2 separate regions of the Homo sapiens genome follow, and region 1 is linked to region 2. Evidence: chromatin loops called from intact Hi-C (ENCODE). Cell type or tissue: B cell. All regions are shown on one strand. Links, peaks and the distances in the headings refer to the core of each region. The heading gives the core; the rest is flanking DNA.

Region 1 (5,380 bases), core at 172-5,171, 270 kb before region 2:
GGACCAAGAACCACTGTCTCCTTGAATTCTGGATGATCTGCTACTTCACAATAAGTTCCAAACTCATAAAGAGTATCCAAAGCCCCAGAGTTTGAGGGTAATCTTTGTTTCCCTCCTTGTTCAAGACAGTACATTTTACTGACCTGGTATATTCTTTATCTATTGCTGCATTGAAAATTACTCCAGTTGGGCTACAGTCAACACAAGGTTCAACTGGGACAAGATATACTTCCAAACTCATCCGGTGGCTGTTGGCAGGTTTCACTTCCTTTTGGGCCGTTGGGCTGAGGACCCAGTTCTCTGCTGGATGCTGACTAGAAGCTGCCCTGGATTTCTTGCCTTGCAGGTTCCTCCAACATGGCAGCTGGTTTCAGCATCAAAGCACACAAGCCAAGAAGTCAATAGAGAGGAGAAAGCAGCAGCAAGAGAGATTCCTAGCAAAGTAGAAATCACAACCTCTTGCAACCTCATCATGAAAGTGACATCCCATTGCTTTTGTCATATTCCATTCATGAGAAGCAGGTCAATAGGTCTGGCCTGAACACAAGGGGAGGAGCTTACCTAAAGAGGTAAGGACCAGGAGTTAGAGAGCACTGCAATATATCTTAGGAGTCTGCCTACCGCACGAGGCCTCACCATCAGTCCAAAAGTCCCCTTCAGTTTTTCCCAGGAGATCTAGCAGGACCTCAGGCAACCTGGACTTCAAATGACCCCTTCTGCTATCCCTAGTTCTATATGTAGCAGCCCAGACACATTAATTTCTACTTTCCAAAGTTGTTCTTCTGTCCTCTACTTGTCACACCATCAAATTTAGTTTGGGCTTTCAGAGAATGAAAATGGCAGACAGACAAAAGGAAAGCTTATCTGAAGTTTAAGATTTTAAGGATGCTGCCAGTTTCCAAAAGCAATTCTACCCTGGTAAAATAAAATCCTTATTCTGCTCGTCCAGGACACTTGACCCAGAGCCCAACAAGGCGGTATTCCCGTTCACACTCACTGAAGCCACTCTGTCTTCCTGCAAGAGTTATCTTGGCCCTAGTCTGTAGCTCATCTCCTACAGGGGCACTTAAAAGGAAACAACAGTTCTTGGTCCAAAGCAATAAAGAGACAAGTGAGTCATAACAGTCTGGGTTCTTCACCAGCATAAGCGCTTCCATGAATCGCCTCTATAAAAACCCTGCCCTTCTAGCCCAAGCCGTGTTCCAAGTTCCAAAACCTTCCATTCAAGGGTTTTATAACTCAGCCCTGTGCTCAGAAATGTCACTGCACATAAGAGGGCCTTTGATCTCTGGCCATACCCAAGCCCATAGTCTGCAGCGAAGCGTGCTTTGATAACTATCTAAAGAGAAAAGCACTTTGGTTTCCTCTCATCTATTTCTATTCTACTTTTAATAAGCTGCTTAGCTTCAGGCGTCTGCCCTCTGCCCTCCAAGCTTCATCTCAACCAGAAGTAAAACAGGCTTGTGGTTGTGTGCTTTGAGAGCTCATGAAATAACAATAGTGGTAGCAAACACCAATAAAGGGCTTACTACGTGCCAGGCACCATCCTAAGTAGTTTCTGTAGGTTATCCTATGTAGGTTTTCACAGATGAGGAAATGGAAGCATAGAAAGGCACTGAGTGACTAGCTTTCTGATGAAGTCACAGTCAGAGAAACAGAGCCAGAAGTTAAAATCAAGCAACGCATCTCCAAAATGCATCTTACCCCTGTGCAATGAAAGAGAATACAAGCCCCCTCAGAGAAGGGAAAATATGAAGTCAGAAATACGAGTATTTCTTTAATAAGAGAGAAGATTTGCAGCAAACTCCTTCAATCTAGAAACACTTTCTTTTTCCAGGTACTGTGTTAGAAATCCCTTCAGTAGGAAAACTAAATGGGCAAGTCTTTAAACCAAACCAAAATGTTTCCTGAGCTTTCAATGAATCAAATTGAACTCAAGGCCCCAAGTCTGAATAAATTATGCCCTAAGATCTGTCAGAAGCAGTAGATTTCTTCTATTGGGTTTTTCTTCCATTCGATATAAAGACATAAGCGCTCTGTTGCTGCCCAATTGCTTTATTAAAAAAAAAACATATATATATATATATATATATATATATATATATATTTGAGACGGAGTCTCGCTCAGTCGACCGGGCTGGAATGCAGTGGCAGGATGTTGGCTAAGTGCAACCTCTGCCTCCCACGTTCAAGTGATTCTTCTGCCTCAGTCTCCCAGGTAGCTGGGATTACAGGCTCCCACGACCACGCCCAGCTAATTTTTGTATTTTTAGTAGAGATGAGGTTTCACCATGTTGTCCAGGCTGGTCGCAAACTCCTGACCTCAAGTGATCTGCCCACCTCAGCCTCCCAAAGTACTGGGATTACAGGCATGAGCCACCATGCCCGGTACAGAAACTTTCTTACTCATTTGAATTGAAAACTTCTATGTTTTTAAAGCATATTTTCATTAAGTGTGGAAATTCATAAAATACGGTTAGGTAGGAAGACGATGTTCACAAATTAGGTTTATAATCTATCATTTCAAACTTCGCTGTATTCAAAAATTAGTTATCTAAAATTAACTCCAGAGAAGTTTGTATGTACAAATAGTTGTTATAACAAAAGCTACCTTTCTTTTCTCAATCCGTGTCATGTGGATCTAAGCCCCTGCCTCAGAAATGGGGTGGGCATGTGTGTCCTCTTGGTGAGACCACTCTACCGCCCTAGCCAATGTGATTGCTTCAGAGATGGTTACATAGCCCTAGCTGGACCATTAAAAGTCTCCAAACCTTTGCTGGAATTATTGAGAGAGAGAGCATTCAAAAAGAACTCAGTATATAAAAAATACTGGAGTTAATAAGCAAGTAAAATATTAACAGAAGACTGTATATGCCCCAGGCCACCAGATGGGGGAGAGTGCACCTGAAAAGAGGCCAATACAGAAGAAAGCAGATAGAAATAGCTTCCAATGATCCTGTGGGGGCCTGGATCCAGCTGTACCTGAATCTCCTCCAATGCTATGCAGTTACATATGCCAGTAAGTCTTTTTTGCCTTTAAATCTGTGCATTGGGTTTCTGCTCCTTGTAACCTAGGGAGTCCTGACTAGTTCCTAGGAGCAGGTGTGCTTCCAGATCCTGTTCAGTTGCTACTGACCACAGCAGGTAGTGTGAAATGACACCCCAGAGAGCTGTGTATTTCAATGCCACACCCACATTCTGGGTGTGCCTGTGAAAGCAATCCAGCAGCAGTGTGCACAGCTGGAGCTGACTTAAGAGCTCCTAGGAAGGCCCAACCCTACAGCTAAAGGTCATGTAAAGACGTTGTGGAGAGATAATAAACAACACACACATACGCACCCATTAGGCAAAAATACCACATATTTTCTTCTCAGAGGAAATAACCATGAGCAAAGTATGGATATGAGTCAGTAACTGACTATAATTAGGGGCTTCCCTCCCACCCCAGTAACATCTGAATCAAGGCAGAGGACATTCCAGCAGTCCAGCAGTTGGTAAAGAACTAACCACATCTTTCTTGATGTTTCCTGTGACTCGATCCTTGCAGAACAGGGCACTGCAAGTCAGAAAATAGCTTCCTAGGAGAATTTAATACTAAGGAATTGGGAGTTTCCTCCGTCTATCAGAACCAAAATCATTCTACCTTAAGCCTTGGGGTTTGGAGCTCAACATAACCCAAGCATCCACTCTAGGAATCCCCCATCTGCTGCATAACTTTGGGTCCATTTGTATTTCAAAACTCTATTATGACTAGATATCCATATGCAGAAGAATGAAACTAGGCCCCTATCTCTCACCATATATAAAAATCAAATCAGCCAATTGCAGTGGCTCATGCCTGTAATCCCAGCACTTTGGGAGGCCGAGGCGGGCGGATCACCTGAGGTCGGGAGTTCGAGACTAGCTTGACCAACATGGAGAAACCCTGTCTCTACTAAAAATGCAAAACTAGCTGGGCGTGGTGGCACATGCCTGTAATCCCAGCTATGCAGGAGGCTGAGGCAGGAGAATCGCTTGAACCCAGGAGGCAGAGGTTGCGGTGAGCCGAGATCATGCCATTGCACTCCAGCCTAGGCAACAAGAGCGAAACTCAGTCTCAAAAAAAAAAAAAAATCAAATGAAAATGGATTAAAGACTTACATCTAAGACCTGAAGCCATAAAACTACTAAAAGAAAACACTGGGGAAATGTTCCAGGACATTGCTCTGGGCAAATGTTTCCTGAGTAAGACCTTAAAAGCACAGGCAACCAAAGCAAAAGTGGACAACTGGGAACATCTCAAGCTAAAAAGTTTCTGCACAGCAAAAGAAACAATCAACAAAGTGAAGAGACAACTCACAGAGGGGAGAAAATATCTGCAAACTACCCATCTGACAAAGGATTAATAACCACAATATATAAGGAGCTCAAACAACTCTATAGCAAAAAAAGAAAAATCCAATTTAAAAATGGGCAAAAGATCGGAATAGACATCTCTCGAAAGAAGACATACAAACGAGGCTGGGCACCATGGTTCACGCCTGTAATCCCAGCACTTTAGGACGTCAGGGCGGGCAGATCGCTTGAGGTCAGGGGTTCGAGACCAGCCTGGCCAATATGGCAAAATCCCCATCTCTACTAAAAATACAAAAATTACCTGGGCGTGGTGGCATGTGCCTGTAATCCCAGCCACTCAGGAGGCTGAGGCAGGAGAATTGCCTGAACCTGGGAGGTGAAGGTTGCAATGAGTTGAGATCACACCACTGCTCTCCAACCTGGGCAATGGAGCAAGACCCTGTCTCAAAAAAAAAAAAAAAAAAGACATATAAATGACCAACAGTTATATGAAAAAATCCTCAATCTCATTACTCATAAGAGAAATGCATATCAAAACTACAATGAGATATCACCTCACCCCAGTTAAAATAGCTCTTATCCAAAAGACAGGCAGTAATGAATGTTGGCAAGGATGTGGAGAAAGGGAAACCCTCATTCACTGGTGGTGAGAATGCAAATTAGTACAGACAAGGTGGAGAACAGTATGAAGGTTTCACAAAAAATCTAAAAATATAATTACCATACGATCCAGCAATCCCACTGTTGGGTATACACCCAAAGAAAGGAAAGCAATATATCGAAGAGATATCTACACTCTTATGCGCTCTTATCTGCACTTACGTTTATCGCAGCACTATTCACAGCCAAGGTAGAGAATCAACCTAAATGTTCACCAACAAATGAATGGATCAAAAAATGTGATACATATACACAATGGAATATTATTTGGCCATGAAAAAAGAATGAGATACTGTCATCTGCAACAATACGGATGGAACTGGAGGACATTATGTTAGGTGAGATAAGCTAGGCACAAAAAGACAAATATCACATGTTATCACTC
Region 2 (5,380 bases), core at 227-5,226:
AAGGTGGGGCTGCCCAGAGCCTGGTGCCACCAGGAGCAAGTCTGGCCACAGAGTCAAGGCAGGAAGCCTTGGGGGCAGAGCACAACAGCTCCGCTCTGTTGCCATGTCTGTTGCCAGATGGGTCTGATGGGTCCGATGCTCTTAACTGCAGTCAGCCTTCTCCTCTGGATGTTGGAGTGAAGAACACTCAATCCCAGGGAAAAACTAGTGCCTGTGAGGTGAGTGGAGATGTGACGGTGGATGTTACAGGGGTTAATGCTCTACAAGGTATGGCTGAGCCCAGAAGAGAGAATATATCACACAACACCCAAGACATCCTGATTCCAAACGTCTTGTTGAGCCAAGAGAAGAATGCCGTTCTAGGTTTGCCAGTGGCTCTACAGGACAAAGCTGTGACTGACCCACAGGGAGTTGGAACCCCAGAGATGATACCTCTTGATTGGGAGAAAGGGAAGCTGGAGGGAGCAGACCACAGCTGTACCATGGGTGACGCTGAGGAAGCCCAAATAGACGATGAAGCACATCCTGTCCTACTGCAGCCTGTTGCCAAGGAGCTCCCCACAGACATGGAGCTCTCAGCCCATGATGATGGGGCCCCAGCTGGTGTGAGGGAAGTCATGCGAGCCCCGCCTTCAGGCAGGGAAAGGAGCACTCCCTCTCTACCTTGCATGGTCTCTGCCCAGGACGCACCTCTGCCTAAGGGGGCAGACTTGATAGAGGAGGCTGCCAGCCGTATAGTGGATGCTGTCATCGAACAAGTCAAGGCCGCTGGAGCACTGCTTACTGAGGGGGAGGCCTGTCACATGTCACTGTCCAGCCCTGAGTTGGGTCCTCTCACTAAAGGACTAGAGAGTGCTTTTACAGAAAAAGTGAGTACTTTCCCACCTGGGGAGAGCCTACCAATGGGCAGTACTCCTGAGGAAGCCACGGGGAGCCTTGCAGGATGTTTTGCTGGAAGGGAGGAGCCAGAGAAGATCATTTTACCTGTCCAGGGGCCTGAGCCAGCAGCAGGTAAGCAAAACATAATACAAAATTAACAGTCTGAGAAGCAGATTCCCTTAAGAGTCACTGTGGTGTCCTGGTAAAAATATAGGCATCTTTGTTGTTTTGAGGCCTTGCACTCATTGGGTAGGTAGCCAAGTTAATAGTCACCACCATCAGGAGGGGCACGTCATCTCAGGGTTGGACAGATTTTGCTTCCTGTATTGTAGACTTACTGCTTGGTTGCTTAAGCTTATAAACACTCCTGTCTCATTCTGGAGTGGTTGCAACTTTGCAAACCTAGAAAACAATGCCTAGATCACAGGTACTCTAAAGTGGTGAAAGAATTTAGCAGATGTTTTTATTCACATGGCTTAATCCTTTTCTCTAGTACCATAGAAAACAGTGCCAAAAAGCTGTGTTTTATCTACAAGCCTGAAACTCCCTTCCTCCCCTATCATCCTAGTCTGTATTCTGAGCAAATTTAGAGTCAGAGTGGTTTCATGAACAGCTGTAAGTATTGTTCTGAGCTGACTTCCCAACATCCAAAATGGTGGTATTAGGTCATTGGTGGTTTTTTGTTTGTTTGTTTTTGTTTTTTTTGGGCTAGGGGTGTTGTTGACGGGGAACTCCTTCCTTTTCCTGCTTGGGGAGTGGACCTCTAGTTCCATTGCCTGTTGCTTTTGGGCAGCAGTCTGAGAATTCAAGACCCTGCACAGTGCAGGGGATAGGATGCAGGATTTCCGCCCAAGCCCAGTCTGCTGAGCTGCTGTCACAGGGCAGACCTTGTGTCTGCTTTATCTTGGTGAAGCAGCTGCACTGAGCAGATTGCTCACACAGCAGCCTGTTCCATCTGTGGGTAACCATGTTCCGAGGCAGCAAAGAGAAACCGCTATTGCTCCGTGGAAATAAACTATCTGAATAAAACTTCTTAACGGGGGTTGAGGCTGAAGCTGAAACGGGAGTCGGACACGATCTTGGCTCCTGAAGTCTTTAAAGGTCAGTTTGATGCACACTTCTATACCACCACCTGTTACCAGCTGTAGACAGAAGACCTATCTCCATGCTTGCCCCTAGGCTTTTGTAGGTAAGAAGCAGCCTGTTTTGTCTTTATTGTTTATTTTTGCTGTTCTTTTCAATTTTTGAAAATCCCTTTACACATATGTATTAAGAATGTGGGGGAGGGTTATGGAGAGAAATGAATCAATGGAGCAAAAGAAGTTGCTTTGGAAGAAGCGCAATTTAAATACAGTGGTTATTTTCCCTGGTAAAGGGCTTTTAGCCGTTTATAATCTTTTTCCTCCCCAGTTGAGGGATTTAAGGAATCCGAGGTAGAATTTTTGATGACTTTAGCTTTTTAGTTTTATTAATGTTTTGGATTGTTAGTGATAGATACTTGCTGGCTGTTGTCTCAGGATTTAAATGAGGTCTCTAATTTTTAAAAAAAGCCACAACAACAAGTCTATTTTGGGGGCCCTGGCAGGTTGGCATTTCAGAAGAATGGGAGTGGCTGTAAGCTGATGCCTGGTGATGTTCTTTTCATTTCGGTGCTGCGTCCTTGGCCACATGGGCCGGAATTATTTCTCTTTCTGGCTCAGTGGTCAGAATTTGACTCAAGCAAGTGTGAACTCTGTGGGGATTGTGTCTGTAGTATCCTATGAGAAAAAGTAAAAACCAGGGAGAATTTCAGACTTTGATTTTTATTAGCACATATAGTAAAGATGGTGAGAAATGACGGATGTTTAGGATTTTGAGGTTTTGAGAAGGAAGAAAAATGTATGGACTTTCAGCAGTATATATGGGCTTGAGGTTGGTAAATTTTGTGTAGGTGAGTTACTTGTCCTGTTACCAAAAGGAGTCATACTCATGGTCTCAAACTGCAGAGGAACTCTGTATTGATGGTCTCAGACTACAGAGAAAGTAGCCAGTCATGAAGAAATTGGTACTTTCTTCAGAAAATGGCCAGGATTGGGAAAATCCCTGGTCACATTACTTTAGAGAAAAAGCACCTGAGTGTGATCTCAGAGCCAAAGGGTATTTTCTATCAAGTTTACATTCTACTCATAGATTTAATCATACTGTTTTGTGAGTGAGAAGACATAGGTTTAACTGCTGATTTGGAAGGAGCCAGTTTGAAAGAAGGGGATGTGGCCCTTGACCCACCAAAAGCATTGACCACAGTGCTTAGGAAATCAGTGATGCATGACTGAGCCACGCCAGTCCTGCAGAGGCTGCCGACACCCGTCAAGTGTGAGTAATCACTGTTTTCTAGTGTGACTGGTTGCTGTGCCAAGATGCATCTTTTCAAAGTTGATAGGTATAGGAAAGGAAGGAGGTACCAAAAATCACATCCCCAGAGGAAAGCAACCCTCTTTCCCCCCAGAAATTACTCTGACTCACTTAGAGATGTTTTGATCAAGGGATAGTTCTAAGGGGATTGCTTAGTCAGATTTTAACTTTAATAACATTTTATGAAATTTAACACAGATTTTGGTTCTTTGGGCAAGGAAACTTGTTTACCCATTTTTAAACTGCTGGTAAGATTATATAATTATAAGGTCAAAGAAGGAAGAAAAGAGGTTCATCTATAGAAATGTAACTCTTACAAATTTAAGGTAGACTTTTGTACATGTCATGTGCTCCTAGAATAAAATCTTAATATAATTTATTCTTTGGTGAAAGAAACTTCTGTGCTCTTTAGTGTGGGGAGCATTTTTCTTGCCAGAGTAGTGGCATCACTAGGTTAATAACCACAGATGCATTTCCACATGAAATCGAGATGACAGTTCCATTTGCATTTGGATTATTAAGGTGAATTTTGACTGTTCAATCATGAGTCCCGTTTAAAGAAGTGTCAGAAGCCTAAATTTGCCTCAGACATCATTTATCATTTCCTTCCTGTATTTGCTTGACCATGTGGTGGTCAGGTAACAAAAACCACCACTGTTTTTGGTCTGTCAACATGGCCAGCAAGAGGACAACTATGTAATTCTTGAGAAAACATGCGCAGAAACGTTTCTCTTAAGAAAGGGATAGCTAGTCTGTGATTAGGTTTCAGTTTTGGAAGAAATAAGGGTTAAAAATAAGACGTAACTGCTGAGTAGTTCATTCTTACTGGTTACAGTGATGGGTGGATCAGAGTGTGTTGTATGTTAGTGAAAGTCATACTTGTCCCAGAGGCTTTTTCTCATTCTCAGTGGCTTTTTCCTTTTTGTTTTGTACAAATCCTTGCTTTTTTGATGATGGCCAAGATGGACTACCTAGCTTCAGCTATTAATCTGTTCCCCTGAAGCTTATGAATTTAGTTTTCCATATGCAAGTTGGTGCTACACTCAGATTTGTCATAAAAAGTCAATAGTGAAATGGATGTTCAAAAGACATTGAATTGGATCCTCGCTTAGTTCCAAGCGCCTACAAAGGCTAGGGAAAACCAGTAACCATGCGATAAAGGAATAGCTCAGCATAGGGTCAGAAATGACACTAGCCGCTGACAACAAAAGAATACTTTTCCATTTTAACGCAAAAGCAAAACAAAACACATGAAACCTGGAGCATGTTGTATGAATAGTAAGGCACAGGAATCAGTTTTTAAAAATGTACTCTGTAACCCCCCTGCACTTTCAGAAATGCCAGACGTGAAAGCTGAAGATGAAGTGGATTTTAGAGCAAGTTCAATTTCTGAAGAAGTGGCTGTAGGGAGCATAGCTGCTACACTGAAGATGAAGCAAGGCCCAATGACCCAGGCGGTAAGTGGCATCAGTAAGTCTATAAGGGCACAAAATGTGTTTATCCTGTTCTGCTGTGTCTTATTTATGGCTTTGTCTTTTATTTGAGGGTAAGTGGGCAAAATAGTATTTTCCCCCTTCCCTCTTGTGCTGTTATATAAATGTGTTTATGTTGCTGCAGCTAAGCTTTCATAAATGGTATATACCATACAGCAAAGTTTTGGAATGGGCTGTTACATGTTTTCTTATAGATTATGCTGAAAAACATTTTCCCCTTGAGCACAAGGCTTTAAGATTTGTCAGTAAGCTTAAATTGTCACAAAATCTGAGCTATCACAAAAGGGGATCTATAGACCTTTTCTTTCTTTTTTTCTTTCCTTCTTTTTCTTTTTCTTTTTTTTTTTTGAGATGGAGTTTTGCTCTTGTCACCCAGGCTGGAGTGCAGTGGTGTGATTTCAGCTCACTGCAACCTCTGCTTCCTGGGTGAAAGCGATTCTCCTGCCTTCGCCTCCTGCCTAATTTCAGCTGTGAGTAGCTGAAATTACAGGCATGCGCCACCATGACTGACTAATTTTTGTACTTTTTGTGGAGATGGGGTTTTGCCATGTTGGCCAGGCTGTTTTCGAACTGGCCTCAAGTGATCCACCTGCCTCAGCCTCCCAAAGTGCTGGGAT

Evidence for each region. A loop is a pair of places that touch in the nucleus more often than their neighbours do. Peaks named below come from ENCODE experiments on the same cell type or tissue, not always from the same donor. Only the 100,000 strongest peaks of a DNase experiment are listed, where the experiment ranks them.
Region 1: it touches region 2 in a loop (2.5-fold over the local background); 3 of 110 quality-filtered maps call a loop at or near these places.

The regions. Positions count from the first base shown.
Region 1 is chr15:85,315,222-85,320,601 of GRCh38, forward strand. No RefSeq gene overlaps it. Among named protein-coding and RNA genes, the nearest start is that of MIR7706, 63 kb to the right of the region's middle. RefSeq lists an enhancer at 3,284-3,383. In B cell, for the core only: a CTCF peak has its summit at 2,887 (motif pointing right); DNase peaks (open chromatin) are centred at 284 and 3,270; H3K27ac peaks cover 2,676 bases.
Region 2 is chr15:85,581,097-85,586,476 of GRCh38, forward strand. It overlaps AKAP13 (A-kinase anchoring protein 13), which reads left to right. Exons shown (of 37, transcript NM_007200.5): 7 at 1-1,011; 8 at 4,606-4,727. Among named protein-coding and RNA genes, the nearest start is that of LINC02883, 170 kb to the right of the region's middle. RefSeq lists a silencer at 282-576. In B cell, for the core only: no CTCF peak of the experiment used is centred there; DNase peaks (open chromatin) are centred at 595, 1,185, 1,805, 3,075 and 1 weaker place; H3K4me3 peaks cover 1,735 bases; H3K27ac peaks cover 4,143 bases.